2 separate regions of the Homo sapiens genome follow, and region 2 is linked to region 1. A link is an interaction called in ENCODE POLR2A ChIA-PET data of the cell type or tissue named here. Cell type or tissue: PC-9. All regions are shown on one strand. Region 1 has its middle 8.8 kb from the start of OSM. Region 2 overlaps OSBP2 (oxysterol binding protein 2).

The links. ChIA-PET counts read pairs that join two places held together with the same protein. Peaks named below come from ENCODE experiments on the same cell type or tissue, not always from the same donor. Only the 100,000 strongest peaks of a DNase experiment are listed, where the experiment ranks them.
Region 2: POLR2A ChIA-PET joins it to region 1 with 9 read pairs; 3 of 35 experiments call an interaction of 5 or more read pairs at or near these places.

Annotation. Positions count from the first base shown.
Region 1 is chr22:30,274,445-30,276,944 of GRCh38, forward strand. No RefSeq gene overlaps it. Among named protein-coding and RNA genes, the nearest start is that of OSM, 8.8 kb to the left of the region's middle. RefSeq lists an enhancer at 1,782-2,371. In PC-9, no CTCF peak of the experiment used is centred here; a DNase peak (open chromatin) is centred at 1,388.
Region 2 is chr22:30,711,581-30,714,080 of GRCh38, forward strand. All of the region lies in intron 1 of OSBP2 (oxysterol binding protein 2), which reads left to right. Among named protein-coding and RNA genes, the nearest start is that of OSBP2, 18 kb to the left of the region's middle. In PC-9, no CTCF peak of the experiment used is centred here; no DNase peak of the experiment used is centred here.

The DNA.
Region 1 (2,500 bases):
GAGTCCTTCTGCTTAAACAGTCCCTGTCTTCCCATTGCCATTCTGATAAGGCCAAAGTCATTACCACAGCCACCAGGTCCTGCCCACCTCCCAGCCTCACTAGTACCTTTCTTTTGCCTGCCTTTCTCTGGCCTTCCTCAGTCCTTCCGGGAGCAGCTCTCACCTCAGGGCCTTTGCACATGCCGTTCCCACTTCCTGAGCACTCTACCTGTGACCTGCCACCTAGATATCAACGTCCAGTCCACGCTGCACCTTTTCAGGGAAGACCTCCCTGACCTTCCTCACCCCAGGCTGGTCCCAACCCGCCTCCTGGCACCCTCCCAGAGTACCACGTATCCCTCCACACCACGCTCTTCAGAGGTGTACATTTTTAAAACTATGAGGTTGTCTCTCCAGCCAGACTGGAAACTCTCAGAGGGTGTATACTGTGGTTGTGGCCCCCACCCCCATTGCCTCTCCAGAGCACAGCAAAGCCCCCAGAATGTAATAGGCTCTCCATACATTCTTGGTGAACCGATGAATGCACAGCCATATAGCTGCAGCCATCTTTAGAAGCCTGGGGAAAGGTGAGCTGTGGCTCCCAGGCTGCAGGACCCAGAGGCGTCCCTGTCCCACATCTGGTGAACCCAGAGCCAGGCCTCTGGAAGTGCAGGGCCATCTCGCTGTGGGCAGGAACAAGTCTCTCAGGCCCTTTTCCATGCATTCTCCCGGTCCCCTCTCCCGAAGAATCAGAACTCTATCAATCACAGTCCATCAGAGCATGTGATTTTGTTTCTGGGAAGCTTCAATTTCAAAGACGCTGAGTTTCTCTTTTATGATAATTTTTTTAAAGGGAAATCAAAATCTGCTCTTTCACTCACTGCAGATTTCAGCACTTTCCCGGAAAATTGACTAAAAAAGAAAAAGCCACTGGTGCTTCTTTTAAAGGGTTCACTTCAGAATGAATTCCACATGAGTGGCACCTGATGGTCTCATAGAAAGAGATTGGTCTTCGTGGAAGGGGGCAGTCCTACCTTTTGCAAAAACAGACAAATCACAGTGGGTTCTCAGTCTGTCATTTGACCTATATTTAAGTACCCACTGTGTGTGCTGGGCACAGGCTAGATGTGGAGGATAAATCAGAGAGAAGGAAAAGGCTTCCGGTCAAATGAATCTGCACCGAATGTCTTTTTATAGCCAGGTTTTGAAGGGTGAGTAAACGCACACGCTCACACATGTGCATACAAGGGCCAACACCCGGCACATGGAAGGGTCTGGAAAACCCACTGATGGACCACCCATTTCTCAACCCAGGCCACAGAAGGGAGCACCTGACTCACCCTCGCTTTTGTGGTGTAGCAATGCACCTGTGTCCTGAACAGCACCAATCAGAATCCTTCCCTGGAATGACGTCAGACTCAGGAAGCATACCTCTGTCACATGGCTGGGATATCACTAATCTGCCGCTATGGAAAACCACCTTCCCCAGCCTCACAGGCAGAGGTGTGGGGTCCTGCAGAGTGGACAAGAATGTGCCCGGCGCAGCCAGGGAGGCTGAGGGGTCTCCCTGAGCCCTGATCCCTGTTGAAGCCAGGGACATACACGTGGTGTGTCCCAGCCACACGGGACAAGACACAGGTCCCCTCTTTGCTAGCTGTGCTGGTTTTCTGGCACTTGGAGCTGGGAGTCCTTCGTCCCACACAAGCATGAAGATAGAGGCAGGAGGCACGGAGGACAGGGAGGAAGTTGGTCAGACTCAGAACGTTCTGTTGGTGCCAGCTGCACGGGCACAGCAAGTGCTGCAAAACCTCAGAGTCTTTGCCCAACAAAGAGGCAACTGCAGAAGATGGTGGGAAGCGGCCAGGGTCCCAGTGGGGCTGTCTACAAATGACAGCCCTGATCCCAAGGGGAAGTCTGGGACAAAGAGGTGGGGCTCCCAGGGATGTGGATCACCACCTGGAGGAAGTGCCCTGGGACAGGCGCTGTGCAAGGGTAGCTTTCCTCCCCGTCTTATTCTCGGAGAGACACCAAGGAAACTCAGGGTGTTTATTCTGATACGAAAAAGAGAAACAAATCCGGTAGTTCTGAGGGGAGAGAAGGCCATCAGCGCTTGCTCCATCCAAGGGCCTGCTGGTGGCCATTCAATGGGTGATAGAGGGTGACTGGCCAGGGCCAGGTCACTCTGTCCACAGAACAAGCATATACAGAAGGAAGGCAGAACAATGTGTCATTAAACACAAGTGCTGGGCGCCTCCACAGTCAAGAAGGCAGAGCTTAGTAACCGAAAGGTGAAAACAACCCAAATGTCCTTTAACAGATAATACAGCCGGGCACGGTGGCTCATGCCTGTAATCCCAGCACTTTGGGGGGCTGAGGCAGGTGGATCACCTGAGGTCAGGAGTTCAAAATCAGCCTGGCCAACATGGTGAAACGCCATCTCTACTAAAAATACAAAAATTAGCCGGGCGTGGTGGCGGGCGCCTGTAGTCCCAGCTACTCAGGAGGCTAAGGCAAGAGAATC
Region 2 (2,500 bases), 440 kb after region 1:
AATGCAAAAATCAGCCAGGCATGGCGGTGTGTGCCTGTGGTCCGAGCTACTCAGGAGGCTGAAGTGGGAGGGTCACTCGAGCCTGGGAGGCAGAAGTTGCACTGAGCCAAGATCACATTACTGCACTCCAGCCTGGGTGACACAATGAGACCCTATCTCAAAAAAAAAAAAAAAAAAAAAATTAAGTCCACAGTATTTTTGCTTAGGTAGAACTCATTTTCTCTGTGTTTCATCTCCTTGCTGAAGCCCACCATGGTGTCTGCCTGGTCCCCTTTAGCTGGGGTGGGTTGGTAATCATCATTATCTCAAAGCTGGTTTGATGACATAGGTCTCTGGAGACCTGTAGAAAGACTTTGTCACTTTATTCAGCTAATGCTTAGACTCCAGACTGGGCTTCATACATCTCTCCCAGAGGTACTCACGTGACACGAAAGGTGCAGGCCAACACTGGTGTAATACACAGGATAATGCAAGTGACCCAAACGGAGATCAATGGCAAGTGGGTCCATGGGGGAGCAACTCTTTGAGAAAGACAGAGCGTGTCAGACTGTTTCAGACCCTGTTCTCCAGATCTCCTTTACCATTGGTAGTTTTTGCCTCCAGCTTCCTCCTTACCCTCCTCCTCTTTCTTCTCCAAACCTTGGGACTTGACCTAACCCTCCCACCTCACCTTTTCCTCCCACCTGGCAGAATGACATCTTTGTTTCTCTAGAGCAGTACATCAGCTGGGAGAGGAGGAGCCCAGGAAATTCTTGTTGAACTGAAATGTGCTCAAGCCTTCCCACCTCCTTCATTTGCCCTGGGAGGAGAGTGCCAGATGTGTATTTGTTGGTTCTGGGTCCTTTGAAAGTATTAAGTAAGGATGTGGATGGCCATTTCCATGAGGTCAGGGCTCCCAGCTGCTATGGAACCTCAGAATCCTCTCTCATCCTTTTGCACATTGTATGAAATGAAAAGCAGAAAACTGATCAGGAATAGAATATTGCAGGAAATAATCTTTTATATGTGTGGATCTACTTCATCACACTTCCAGTCTTCGTGACCTGGGAGGGAACTGGAGCGTCCAGGATCACCCTCATTTTACAGATGGGGAAAACAAGGCACAGAAAGTGTAGTTGCTTTGTCTAAGGCCCAGCAACTTGCATCACTGTTCATCATTTCTGTCCATATACAGGTTGTATCTTGGGGTCATTATGGACATAACCTCAGCTCTTTATTCTTTTATTTATTTACCCAGCAATGTATCTGTCTAGTGCCCTCTATGTGCCAGGCCTGCTTCTTGGGCTGCCAGTAAAGGAAGGAGCCCTGGTTTTTTGGTTTGTTTTTGGTTTTTGTTGTTTTTTTTGAGATATAGTCTTACTCTGTCACCTAGGCTGGAGTGGTACAGTGGCACCATCACGACTCACTGCAGCCTCAATGTTCTGCACTCAAGCAATCCTTCTCCACCTCAGCCTCCAGAGTAGCTGGGACTACAGGCGTGCATCACCACACTTGGCTAATTTTTTTTTTTTTTTTTGAGACAGAGTCTCACTCTGTCGCCCAGGCTGGAGTGCAGTGGCGTGATCTCGGCTCACTGCAAGCTCCGCCTCCTGGGTTCACGCCATTCTCCTACCTCAGCCACCCTAGTAGCTGGGACTACAGGCGCCCGCCACCACGCCCGGCTAATTTTTTCTATTTTTTAGTAGAGACAGGGTTTCACCGTGTTAGCCAGGATGGTCTTGATCTCCTGACCTCGTGATCTGCCCTCAGCCTCCCAAAGTGCTGGGATTACAGGCGTGAGCCACTGCACCCAGCTCATTTTATTTTATTTTTATGATTTTTTTCTTTTCTTCCTAACATGGGTTGGGAACCAATGAAGTATTTTATTTTATTTTTAAAATGTTATTTATTTATTTATTTAGACAGGGTCTTGCTCTGTTACCCAGGCTAGAGTGCAGTGGCATGATTACAGCTCATTGCAGCCTCAACCTCCCAGGCTCAAGTGATCCTCCCACCTCAGCCTCCCAAGTAGGTGGGACTACAGATGCACACCACTATGCTTGGCTAAGTTTTAAACAATTATTTTAGATACAGGGTCTTGCTATGTTGCCCAGGCTGGTCTCTAACTCCTGGGCTCAAGTGATCCTCCCATCTTGGCCTCCCAAAATACTGAGATTACAGATGTGAGCTATTACAGTCAACCTAAAATTGTTTTCATTGACACATCATAATTATATGTATTTTTGGGGTACAGGGTGATATTTTGGCTCATGTATACCACGTGTAATGATCAAATCAAAGTAACTAGCATATCCATCACCTCAAACATTTATCATTTCTTTGTGTTGGGAACATCCAAACTCCTGTCTTCCGGTTATTTGAAAATATACAATACATTATTATTAACTGTAGTCACCCTACAGTGCTGTAGAACACTAGAACTTATTCCTCCTGTCTAGCTGTAGTTCTGTATCCATTAACCAACCTCTCCTTCTCCCCCACTTCCCTCTATCCTTCCCAG